Linked DNA regions of Homo sapiens: all the other regions are linked to region 2. The links are chromatin contacts, found by Hi-C or POLR2A ChIA-PET in ENCODE. All regions are on one chromosome and are shown on one strand. The core of a region is the stretch at or near the end of the contact, and the rest is flanking DNA. Distances in the headings are between cores, read along the strand shown.

Region 1 (4,064 bases), core at 526-3,025, 270 kb after region 2:
AAACCCTGTAGTGGGTGACTTGAAGGGATACTGTTGGCTGAATGAAGTGAGTGAAGTGACCTGAATTTCAGCAACAGCAAGTCAAGGTCCTTTTGTGTGCAGCAATGAAACAGTGCTTCTCAGAGTGTGGTCCTGGACCAGCATCACCAGCCACGCCTGGGAAGTTATTAGAAAATCCGAATCTCAGGCCCTTCCCCTAGGCCCACTGTAACAGAAATTCATTGGGGAGGCCCAGCACTTTGTGTTCCAACAAGCTCTTCAGGGAATGCTGATGCACACTCAGGTTTGAGAACCACTGGCATAGACTGATCTGAGTTCTCAAGGCTTAAACCAACCATCCCCAGGAAGCAGACCCAGGGAAGAGCCAGTAAGAAAGCAAAGGGAGGCTTCAGTAACCTCCTTTCAACCAGTTTCAGTGGGAAGACAGTGTTAGCTCTCTCACCACTGGACTTTAATTTTGAATCCCGTGCTGGGTCTGGAATAAGAAAGGAGGGCAGCAAAACACTTCCTAGCTCTCCGCAAAATGCCAAGATGGACTCCTGAAGGCCAAGAACCGTGTCCAATACATCTGTGAGTCTGTGGTGCCCAGCCCAAGGCCTGGCAACCAGAGGCATCAGGAAAGGTGGGAGTAACTGCCCCAGGCGGGAAGAATAAGCAGCCCTTCCTAAGAGTGTGGGTCCTAAGGACTGAACAAGGTGACTCTCTCCCTCAATCCCAAACACACAATGATGTTAGCTCCCGAACCAGAAAGGGCAAGGACTTTGAGGGGCTGACTCTAGCTAGCTGCCCCAAGCCCCACAACTGCCAAGCAGAAGGGAACTGAGGCCCCAGATCACTCCCTTACTCCACCTCCCCACTTGCCCAAAAACCCAAGCTTGCCAGAGGTCATGTCCGCAGATCACATTCACCCTTGCCAGAGGTCAGGGCCCCCGGCCCTTGGCGGCGGGCCAGAAGCGTGACTTGGCCTGCTGGAATGCATGCCCCTAAACATCTCTAGACTAGTGGCAGTGTCCGCCAACCATGGAGGCCCTCCATCACCATCCCTGCAGCATCACCACCCTCCAACCCCCATGTCCCACCCTGGCGCTTCCATACCTGTAGTAAGAGAGCAAACCATTGCCCAGCACGAACCAGCGGCGCTGGTAGCCCTTCAGATAGTTGGTCCACTTGAGAAGCCAGCCCTCGAAGCTGTCCAGAGGCAGTAAGGCCAGTGGGGCACTGGAGGTCGTGCCAGTCCCCGACATTGGAACCCCAAGAGGAGTCTTCGCCTGTCCTGGTCGCAGAAGAGGCAGGGGCTTTAACGCTGGCAGCGATCCTGACTCGGGTCTGAGAAAGGTCGCGCTCCCCACCGCCCGGGAGAGCGGCTCCGATGCGGCCTTAGTGAAGGGCCCAGCCCCTACACCTGAGCTTGACTCTGACCCCGGCCGCGACCCCTGCAGCAGTTCCGATGGCTGCCCAGCCCCTGGCTCCGGCTCAGACGTCGTCTCGGACACAGGTTCCGATCTTGGCACTGCCTCCGAAACTGCCTCCGACACCTGTTCTGACAGCGGTCCCCGCTCCGGTTCGGGCACGGGCTGGGGCTGGGGCTTGGGCTCCGGCCCGGAGCCGGACGTGGAAGCGCTCATGCCCGGCGCCGCCGTGTGGCACGACAGGCAGGGGACAACCGTGAACAGCGACGAGAGCCCGCGGGAGCGGCCGCCACAGCCGCCGCCTCGGCTCGGAGCCGCCGCTTTCCCCATAGAGCCGGCCGACCCGCGCGCGGCCGAGCGGCCAGTGGGGGCGGGGGGCAGGCCGGGGGCGGGGCCGGGGGCGCAGTCACGTGCGCGCGGCGCGAGGCGGGGGCGCGCGCGGGTTCCTCCGCGGTCCCGTGCGCTCCGTGCCCGTCAGCGCCCGCCGGCTGTTGTGCTCTCGGCCAGCCTCGGGCCATGTTTGGACCCTGGGTCCTTCCTAGGTCCGGCCGGTGGAAGGAGCTCTGACAACACCTGTGGGCGGAAGAGCTTGGTGGTCGGTCAACTCCGAAGGGGATGGCGCGCTTCAGGCCACGGTCTCTGCTTCGGCCCAGCCGTGCCAGGCGCTGGAGGAACAATGATGAATGCGGAGCCCGCCAGCTCCCAGCGCAGCTCTGCCCACGGGACCCTGCGCCGACGCCCCCTCCCCCAACCCAGGCTGGGGTGGGTTCGCTCTCCGCCACCCAGGAAAGCCGGGTGGGAAGCAGGTACGGCACCCAGAGGCCACGAAATGCGCACGAAGCACAGGGGCGCTAAAGGCTAAAGACGACGCCCCGCCCCCCATGGCAGCCATTACCTGTCTGTGGGTCGCTCCTGCGGCCGCCAGAAGCGGTGGCCCCAAGTGGCCGCCTCACCGCCTCCACCTCCTGAGCCAGCTGGCCTACGGTTCATGCCAAGGCGCTTCGCTGCCAGTGACGACATCGTTCGGGTTCTCTAAACAAATAGGGGAAGACTTTTTGTAAACCAAGCGTTTTAGTACAAGAAACATCTCAAAGTGGGATTCTGAACTTGGACCTCCCGGGATCCCTGGGTAGGCTGGCAGTCTGTGAGGCTTCCGCAGAGGTTTACCTGTCTGTGCATTTTTCCAGAGTAGGTCCATAACAAAGGAGGCTGTGACCCCAGAATGGTTAAAACATCAGCGAATTTTTTTTTCCGCTTTTTTTTTTTTTCCTTTTTGAGACTGAGTCTCACTCGGTAGCCCAGGCTGGAATGCAGTGGCGTGATCTTGGTTCACTGCAGCCTCCGCTTCCCAGGTTCAAGCGATTCTCCTGCCTTGGCCTCCCTAGTAGCTGGAATTCCACGGCCCGCACCATGCCCAGCTAAATTTTGTATTTTTAGTAGAAACGGGGTTTCACCATGTTGGTCAGGCTGGTCTTGAACTCCTGACCTCAGGCCAGGATCCTCCCGCCTCGGCCTCCCAAAGTGCTAGGATTACAGGCGTGAGCCACTGTGCCCAGCCATCAGTGATTTTTTTTTTTTCTTAAGAATCTATCCAAATGACGAAAGTTGATGGTTACTACAAATAATCAGAAATACAAATGGAAAGACTGAACATTGGGTTTCTGTCCAGACTTTTCAAGCTTAGACCTCTCTGCAGACTCCTCTTAGCTCACCATCACGTCTTACTCTCCCCTTACCCACCTATCCATTCCTGATCTTTGCTTGTGACAAGATAACCTGTGTAGGGACTGCTTCCTACGTGAAGTGGTCCCCAGAAGGAAGCAGATTGGAAGGTCCTAGAAATAGGAGGTGCAGACATGCACTGAGCAGGAGCCGCTGGCATCTTTGCTGGTGACTTTGAGACCCCTTCCTCAGGCACTTGTCTTTGAATGGTGGTCTTACCTGCAATTTTGCTGTGAGCTCTGGAGTGCAGAGAGCCCCCCATCTTGGTCTATCTCATATGTATGACGGTGACCCTCAAACTTCAGCATGGTGAGTCCCCCCAAGGAAAAGTGATTGCCTCTGGGGTGTAGTGGGGGACAGAACTGGACAACTGAGAAATGAGGTGGAATGCTTGCTTTTCACTCACACTTTGAACCTTTTGTATGTTTTACTGTGTATGTTTCACTGTGTGTATGTTTCACCGATTCAAAATAATGATGATAATTGTTAAAATCACCCCAGGGAGGTTTATTAGAAACACACTTTTCCAGAGCTGGGCACGGTGGCTCATGCCTGTAATCCCAGCACCTTGGGAGGCCGAGGCAGGCAGATCACGAGGTCAGGAGACCAGTCTGGCCAACATAATGAAACCCTGTCTCTACTAAAAATTAAAAAAATTAGCCGGGTGTGGTGGTGTGTGCCTGTAATCCCAGCTACTCGGGAGGCCAAGGCAAGAGAATTGCGTGAACCCAGGAGGCAGAGGTTGCAGTGAGCCGAGATCGCAACATTGCACTCCAGCACGGGCGACAGTGAGAGACTCCATCTTAGTAAAAAAAAGAAAAAGAAATTCACTTCTCCATCCCCAGTAAGTCAGAGGTGGAATCCAAGAACATGCTTTTTTTTTTTTTTTCTTTTTCTTTTCTTGAGACAGTGTCTTACTCTGTCACCTAGTCT
Region 2 (3,966 bases), core at 1,427-3,926:
TTAGGAGACTCATGGAAAAGAGGGCATAAGAGTTGGATACTGAGAAAATGGCAGTTTTGACAGATGAAAAGCCACAGAGCAGCAGTTCCAAAGTAGAATGAGAGTATGAACAAAAGTGCAGAGATGGTAAAGGATAAGGCATTTTGGAAAATGGCAAGTACCATAATTCACTTTGGATGGAGCATCCTCAGTTTGCACTGAGGGTCTGGACAGAAACTCAGGTCTTCTAATTCCCAGTAACAGTGCTGGTGGTAGTGCTTGCTCAGTCGTTGTCTCTTTTCTCACAGCAAGGTCAACAGTCCCAAAATTCAAAAATAAAAAAAAATCTACCTCCAGTGTTCCTGCCGCATCGTGACAAGCTCTTTCGGGTTCCAGGTCCAGGTCTTGAAAATCTGGAAATCTGGAGTCCATGGCTGTGGCTACACTGAAAGTTATCTGCTCCAACTATTGCAGAACACTGTAGTGAAATCTTTTCAACCTCCAATCCTGGACATCTCATGTTTTGCCACAGAATTTCAAGCTTTGAGTTCCAGTTGTTTTTTTTCCCTCCTTTCTGCTGAGGAAAGCATCTTATCACCACAGTCTTAAGTCTTTTGAGGTACATCCGGATTTAATTACAAAAGAGCAAAAAGACCAACACTTTTTTTTCTCCAAGTCATTTCTCTGGAAGTGAGATTATCTGTCTCTGCCCTTTAGGAAAAGGGAATAGTCAATTGATTTTTTCAGACATTTGAATGAAATAGCATAACTGGCTAACATCTAATCAGACAAAATACACTTAAATGTGTTTGTGTTCACTTGCTTAGGGCTGTACCACTTGGTGAGCACCACTCCACAAAACGAAAATGTTTGAAATCCAATTGTTCAAACATTTTTATAGTGTTTGTTGGATAATGGCCTGAAATTTGATAAAAGCAGCTGACAACTAACAAAGAAGCAAAAACTGGCATCTTGGACATCCTAGTATTACACTTGCAAGCAATTAGAACACAAGGAGGGCCAAGGAAAAAGTTTAGCTTTGAATCACTTCCAAATCTACTGATTTTGAGGTTCCGCAGTAGTTCTAACAAAACTTTTCAGACAATGTTAACTTTCGATTAAGAAAGAAAAAAACCCCAAACATCTTCAGGAATTCCATGCCAGGTTCAGTCTCTTCCAGTGAGCCCGCTTGCTAAAAGTCCACGTGCACCATTAATTAGCTGGGCTGGCAGCACCATGTAAAAAGAAGCCTATTCACCACCAACCACACAGCCTAGACATGTAAAGTAGGATCAAGTAATGGATGACAACCATGGTCGTGGAATATGGTCAATGAGAGTCAGAAAAGTACAGGCACCAGTACAAGCAGCAGATAACAGAGTTGACGGGCCAAAGGATAAAATAGGCTTATTTAAATAGGATGCTACAGAACACATCCACTCCTAATTGTAGCTGCTTTACACTGGGTGCCATTGTACCATATGCATCAGCCACCCTTCAGGCACCCCATGGTGAAAGAAAAGGATTCAGAATAGAAGCCAAGCAGGGGACTGTTGTTAACCCCGAATATCCATTATGCATAGAAACAGCTCACATATCCCAGGGACTCAAACAGGGCTTCAAAATGGTTGTGAAGGGTCCCAAATGACATCTAGGCCTCAGTTTCCTCTCTGTAGCATGAAGAAATTGTGATTCTTAACTCTTCTGGGTCACAGCCCCCTTGGAAAACTTGCTAGCGATGGATCATCATTCCCCTAAAACGCACATTCCCACAAATTCCCATCATTCCCCCAAACCGCACATTCCCACAATTTCAGGAAGTTTGGGGATCCCCAACTCCAATCCAAGGTTCCCAGGTTCAAAACCCAAGGATTGGGGAACTGCTAAGTTTTCTTACAACTCAAAAAAAATTATAAACAATAACCATCCTTTACGTACACCCACGCTTTATAGTTTACAAAGCGATTTCAACCCCACACACATTGATAGGCAGAGGAGGAAACTGAGGCGCAGACAAATTACAGAGTGACTCGCCTAAGGTCACTCCGCCAACTGGTGGCTAGGCCCGGAAGAAAACCCAGCTCTTCCGACTCCGGAGCTCGTCTCCCCACCCCGGGGCTGCCGCCAGAGCTCCCGCCCCTCACTAAGGCGGCATAAGGAGGAAAAGGCAAAGTAGAAATCCCACAACCAACCATCCTCCGGCCCCCTCCTGCCCCCCCAACTGGGTCCTTGCAGGCCCCGAAGGGTGGCGCCAGGCCTCCAAGCCGGCCCCGGCCACCCCCGCCTCCCCGGCCGCTCCAAATCCCGCGGCCGCTGCCGCCGCCGCCTCCCCCGGAGCGGGGCGGAGCAGCTGCCCGCCGCCGCCGACCACCCGGACGACTCCTCGTCGAATCGCAAACGCATAGGCCGCCGCCCGAGTTCTGCGTACGAGAAGAAAGACGCGGCGCGAGCGCCAACGGCCACCGGGCGCGCGCCGCGGCGGCCGGGCCTGCGCCCCAAGAGCTGGATGCCAGAGCAGGAGAAAGAGCCGCCAACCGATCGCTCGATCGACCGCACGCCCGTTCCTTCGCCCTACCAGACCCGGGAGGGGGGGAGGGCGCGCCAGGGCTTCTTCGATTTAGGGGCCTGACTCCCCGGCGACGAGACAAGATGGCTCCTCCGGTCCGCACCGCAGCTACCGTCCCGGCTGCGTCGCTCGGCCCGCCCCCGGTACTGTTTCTTTAAATGGCGGAGAGGGTCAGGAAAGCAGGAAGAGAGGCGCACGCTGTCACGTGACAGGGGCGGGACCGGCCAACCAAGATCCGGTCACATGGGGACACGCAGCCCGCCAATCAGGAGGCTGTACATCAGGGCGGGGGCGGGAGGAGCTGCAGCTTTGTGATTGGCTGAATGCTCCGCGGAGGCCTCGGGGGCTTGGGGCGTCGGGGAGTGTGCGAGGTGGCCGGGGCTGTGTGCACTATCGGAGACAAAGCGGTGGCTGTGGTGTCTGTGACGGCGGCGGCAGAGCAGCTCTAAACGCCGAATTTCGTGTTGCTGAATCCTGTCACCATCTCAACTAGCGCGGCGCGCGGGCGGCGCGCGGGCGGCGGCGGAGGCAGCGGCGGCGGCGGCGGAGGCGGCAGCAGCACATGGTTCCAAGAGCGCTCTGCGGCTGTTGGGTTCCAATTCCGCGGGGAGGGACAAAGGCAGTTGTGAGATCCGGGTAGTGCCCGGTCAGGTGGTGCGCTCGCCACTGCCCTCGATCCGGTCCTTGGAAGCCGGGAGTAGCTCCTCTTCGTGGGGAGGCGGCCACGGGACCGAGGCCCGGGAAGGGCCTGGGAGGCTGAGGCTGTTGTCTGAGGGACGTGGGGGCGGGGCGCGGCCTGCCCGAGGTGCTGTGGGCGGGTCATTTGTGAGGTGTTTATGTGGGCCAAGTGTGAGGTAATCTGACCACCACCCTGAACTGGGTTTGGTCCGGCTTTGAAAAAAGAAATCGTGAGTGCCTAGGAGCTTTTTCACTTGGGAGGTGGTGAAGCTGCAACTTGCGCCATATAACACTCCGTCGACATCTTGGTCTCCGGTCTTGGGCCTGTTTAAGAATCCTGGCATCACGTGTGGCGAAGACATGGCTGATCAGTTTTCTGACAGAAGTGGGTAAATTTCCGCGTTGGTAAATTTCCTGACAGGAAATTTCGGGGAACCAAAAAAGGCTGGAAGAACATGAAGATGGAGCAGTCATAAACCACCCACTCAAGGACCATCTCCTTCAGGACCATCCACACGAGACTCAGATTGTCTGAATTGAGCTATCGCAACTTAATGCTAAAAGCTCCTTAAAGCTACAGATTTATGACATAGTTCCTTCCAAAATATTACATCATAAATCATTGAGAAGATTAAAAAAAAACACTTGAAGAAATTGTAGTTTTAAACATCTCTGCATATATTTTGGATAGCTACTAGGTTACTTTAACTGTCATTAAGGAGCACAGACTTACTGAAGCTTTA
Region 3 (4,393 bases), core at 1,309-3,808, 330 kb after region 2:
TAGTAGAGATGGGGTTTCACCACCTTGGTTAGTCTGTTCTTGAACTTCTGACCTCATGATCCACCCGCCTCAGCCTCCCAAAGTGCTGGAATTACAGGCATGAGACACCGCGCCCGGCCCCAATTTTTGTATTTTTAATAGATACAGGGTTTCACCATGTTGGCCAGGGTGGTCTCGAACTCCTGGTCTCAAGAGTCCTCCCACCTCAGCCTCCCAAAGTGCTGGGATTACAGGCATGAGATACCATGCCCAGCCTGTCAAATCATGAACTTCTCTGGGTCTTAGTCCCATCATCTGTAAAATGGGGATAAAGTTGGTGGTTGCCATGACAACTCAAGGTCAACACTCAGCACCAAGCCTGTCACACTGTAGCTCCCAGTAAACAACAGCCCTCCCCAGACTTAGACCTGACCCCTGACCTTCCAAATCCCAGCTCATCCCAGACCCTCCTTTTCTCTCCCTGGCCCATGCTTTCTGGCTTTCCTTTGTGTCCAAAGCCTCAGGCCACATCTCTTGGAAGCATGGAGTCTGACTATCTGGGTTTAGATCTTGCCTCTGCTGCTCACTGGCCACGTGGCCCAGGGCAAGCCTCTTCATCTATCAAATGGGAACAATACAGTGAGATAAAAGGCTAGTCAAACACAGATCACTGGCTATCACTAAATACTGGTTTGTAATTCCAGAACTTCAGGAAGCTGAGGGGGGAAGATCGCTGAGGACAGGAGTTCAAGACCTACCTTGGCAACATAGCAAGACTCTGTGTCTATAAAAAAAAAAAATTAGCTGACCAGGTGGGGTGGCTCACGCTTGAAATCCTAGCACCTTGGGAGGTCAGGAGTTCAAGATCAGCCTGGCCAACATGGTAAAATGCTGTCTCTACTAAAAATACAAAAATTAGCTTAGCGTGGTGGTGTGCACCTGTAGTCCCACTTACTTGGGAGGCTGAGGCAGAAGAATCACTTGAACCCAGGATGCGGAGGCTGTATTGAGCTGAGATCTCACCAATGCAGCCTGGGTGACAGAGCCAGACCCTGTCTAAATAAGTAAATAAACAAATAAACACGAGTTGGGCCTCCAGAGCCTGAGTCTGGGGCCTGGAACTCACTGAACTGTTGGCCCTCTCTGAGCCTCAGTTCTGCTTCCTCCACAGCCATGAACCTCAGTTTCCTCATTTGTAAAATGGGACAACAGCCATACCCCTCACAGGGCCATCCAGGCCATGCACCCACCCGGACCCCCACCTTCTCAATTGGCCACCCAGGCACTTACTTTGCTGAACCGACTTGAGTCCGCGGAGGCAGGTGGCTGCGAGCAGGAAGCCACAGCCGGTAGGGGGTGTCCGGAACTCTCCAGCCAGGCTGCAGGCGGCCCCCAGGCAGAGCGGACCCATGGCGGCCAACTGAAGTGGGTGGTGGCGGCGGCCCAGCAGCAGCGCCGACAGGGCCAGGGTGAACAGAGGTGTGGTGGTAGTAACCAGTTGTGCCAGGTCCAGGGGCACAGCCCTTAGGCCCACGTTGCCGCAGGCCATGGACGTGCCAAAGGTGAGACTGAGCAGTAGGACTCGGCAGCGAGTGCCGCCTGGCATGGGGCGCCGTGCCCCCCGGTGGCATGCCAGGGCTGCCACCAGCATGTGCAGGGCCGACAGCAGCAGGGGCCGCCCAAAGCCGTGCACTGTGAAGATCCACTTGTTGAGGCTTGACATGCTGGCTCCCGCCAGCAGCCACACCAGTGCTGCCATGGCCACTCGGGCCCGGCCAGGCTGCCGGAGGGCCTGAGGGCTGCCAGGGGGCCACTCGGGGGGCCCAGCCGCCTGAGCACCACCAGCTGCTGCTCCTACTTCGGCTGAGGTCATCCTGCCATCATGGTGCTCCGGCGGGCAGCGGCACATCCGCACCAGTGAGGCTAGGGCAGGAGGCGGGCTCCCCAGTGACGACCTCTGGGCCACCAGAGAGTTCCGCTTGGGGCCAGGCTAGATCCTGGTTCCTCCGACCCCGTGTCCCGTTTCAGACAGGTGAGGACACTGCTTACTTGTGCCAGGCCTGTGCCAGCGATGTCTAGAAGCTAAGCTGTGTTTCCAGCTCAGACAGGGCAGAGCCAAGGTCGCGGCTGCTAGGATGCCAGGGTCTCCGATGCTCAAGCGTGGGCTCCAGGCACCTCTGCCCCGTGCCAGGTGGTCTCCACTTTCCTCCTCGCCTAGTGCCCACGTTATGCTTTTAGATGAAATCCTCGTTCCTTTTTTCTCTTCAGTCCCCAGGTCATTAGGGTGCGCGCAGATCCAGACCCTGGGAACTCCTGCGTGCTCTGGCCGTGACCAGGCCTGGCAGGGGGGCGATCTGGGCTCCGCGCCTGGCGGTGCCCGGCCCGGGGGGTCGCGGGCTCGCTGCCTCCCACAGCGCCCGGGCAGTGAGCTGACACCACGGCCCGTCCTCCGGCCGGTGCCTGGCGGCGAGCTAGGCGCGGATCCAGCAGGGCCTGCGCTCCAACTCCTGCTCTCTGAGGCTTTGGCTGCGGCTCTGGCTGCGGCTGTGACTCCGGCTGCGGCTCCTGCTGCGACTCACGCCCGGCTCCAGCTCAGGCCCGGCACGGCGGGCGCGGCGGTGCGCTCTTGACTCCGCCTCCGCCTCTGCCTCCCCCGCCGCCGCCCGCTCCCTACACGGAAAATTGGGCTGAGCACCCCAGCCAAGCCCCGCCCCAGGCCAAGCCCCGCCCCCGGACCGGGAGGGCGGTCTTGCCCCGCCCCAACGCCTCCCGCTCACAGCCCCTCCCCCATCGGCCTGGCATTTCCCCCATCAGCCCTCCTCCGCCCGGGGCCTGCGCATCTGCCCAGTAGACCCCCCCACGAGCTGGCGTGGTCAGCCTCTCTTCGCCGCCAGGGGGGACCAAGTCGCTCCCCACCCAGCGCCAAGGCGAGCCCTCCATGGAGATGAACGCGCATTGCTGGAGACACTGGGGTATCCCGCACAGCCGCCCAGGCTATCTTCAAGAAGCAGGGTAGTGAGGAGGGGCCCACAGCCCCCATCCTAGGACCAGTCTTACGCCCACCTGATCTCTGGCCACAATTATCTCGTGGGACCTCAGCATCCAGCAGAGCTGGATTACGGGGTCCCTTAAGGCACCTCCATCGCCCCTCCGTAGCCCCAGCATCCTCCCCAGCCTCCCAGTCCAGGGCGGCGCCCCCTGGGGACCCTCAGAGGGAAGCTGAATCACCAGGCAGGGATACCCACAGCTGCGGAAGTAGGTACCGCCGGCCGGCATCCTTCCCCGGCCAGCAGCCTCTGTCCGGTCCCCTGAGCACTCGAAGCTGACTCATAGCAGAACTTCCTGGGGTCCACCCTGTGCCCCAGCCCCGGCAAGACAGAGCCCTGGGCTGGGAGGCAGAGCGGTTGCCACTGAGCCCTTGTTCCTGTCTGGGTCTCGGTTTTCCCACCAGAACGACAGACGCTCTCTGAGGTCAGGATTGGGTAAACGGCGCGCCCCAGGGCAGAAGAGGTCCATCCAGATTCCAGGCTAGGCCAGGCCCTGGCCCCTCTGAGCTCTGAAGTCCGGGAGCACGAGGACCAAGGCCCAGCCATGTGCCCAGTATCAGATGTGAGCCTCTTTCCTGTTGTCGGTCTTCCTACTAGGCTCCTGCCCAAGAGGACCCAGCTCACCCCTTGCCTGTTGTCTAACCAGCAAATCCTTGATGACAGCAACCTGTCTTGAGACACAAGATCTCAAAGGGGTACCGCTGAACCCAGCCCGCTGCGCCCTCTGGTGGCCAGGCGCTGAATATAGCCCTCAATCCCCATCCCAATCACAGGACGCGGGTTTAAAATCCCCAGCCTCAAAGGAGGCCTGCTGAATCAGAGGCTCTCTGTCACGGGTGGGCCTGGGAATTTACATGGTCACATTTGCCTCTGTAAGTCCGACGCCCGCTGGAGCCTGCAGATCTCTGCTGAATAGCCTAAGCTACAGCGCAGGGGGTGCAGATAGGGAAATTTCCAGGCCAAGGACCAAAAAATGGTGGCATTTAGTGTTTCTCCAGAAAGGGTTGTGGAAAGGAAACTAAGCCAGCCAAAGCGGATGGCCCCTCTCCCGCACCCCCTTGCCATTTCCTGAGGAAGAGAAATCTGGGACCCCTAAGGGTTATAATTATCTTTGATATTTTGTCAGGTTTTTTTGTTTGTTTGTTTTCCAAGACCGAGTTTCGCTCTTGTTGCCCAGGCTGGAGTGCAATGGCACGATCTCAGCTCACTGCAACCTCTGCCTCCCAGGTTCAGGTGGTTCTCCTACCTCAGCCTCCCGAGTAGCTGGGATTACAGGCGTGCGCCACCAAACCCGGCTAATTTTTGTATTTTTAGTAGAGACAGGGTTTCACCATGTTGGTCAGGTTGGTCTCAAACTCTTGACCTCA

Evidence for each region. Hi-C counts contacts between places; a loop is a spot of excess contacts on that map. ChIA-PET counts read pairs that join two places held with the same protein, here RNA polymerase II (POLR2A). Pooled maps may share reads with other maps.
Region 1: a pooled map shows a loop between it and region 2 (6-fold over the local background). The contact joins the promoter of OSBP2 here to the promoter of TUG1 in region 2. A Hi-C loop is called at or near these places in 6 of 50 pooled maps. POLR2A ChIA-PET finds 5 or more read pairs at or near these places in 2 of 52 experiments (AG04450 and Panc1).
Region 3: a loop to region 2 is called in a map of B cell, with 26 times the contacts of the local background. The contact joins the promoter of SLC35E4 here to the promoter of TUG1 in region 2. A Hi-C loop is called at or near these places in 6 of 168 maps with a recorded cell type or tissue (B cell, CD4-positive, alpha-beta T cell, CD4-positive, alpha-beta memory T cell and 3 more), 9 of 37 single-sample maps with no recorded cell type and 15 of 50 pooled maps. POLR2A ChIA-PET finds 5 or more read pairs at or near these places in 12 of 52 experiments (CD4-positive, alpha-beta T cell, CD4-positive, alpha-beta memory T cell, CD8-positive, alpha-beta T cell and 9 more).

The regions. Positions count from the first base shown.
Region 1 is chr22:30,692,585-30,696,648 of GRCh38, reverse strand. OSBP2 (oxysterol binding protein 2) reads right to left here and starts at 1,775. Exons shown (of 14, transcript NM_030758.4): 1 at 1,096-1,775. The coding sequence starts at 1,739. RefSeq lists silencers at 1,589-1,638, 2,023-2,102.
Region 2 is chr22:30,967,975-30,971,940 of GRCh38, reverse strand. TUG1 (taurine up-regulated 1) reads right to left here and starts at 2,676. Exons shown (of 3, transcript NM_001396518.1): 1 at 162-2,676. The coding sequence starts at 2,584. The coding sequence ends at 2,123. MORC2 (MORC family CW-type zinc finger 2) reads left to right here and starts at 3,167. Exons shown (of 26, transcript NM_001303256.3): 1 at 3,167-3,966. RefSeq lists a silencer at 2,156-2,405 and an enhancer at 2,436-2,765.
Region 3 is chr22:30,633,946-30,638,338 of GRCh38, reverse strand. It overlaps SLC35E4 (solute carrier family 35 member E4), which reads right to left and starts at 2,558. Exons shown (of 2, transcript NM_001001479.4): 1 at 1,270-2,558. The coding sequence starts at 1,888. RefSeq lists a silencer at 2,351-2,800 and an enhancer at 3,132-3,836.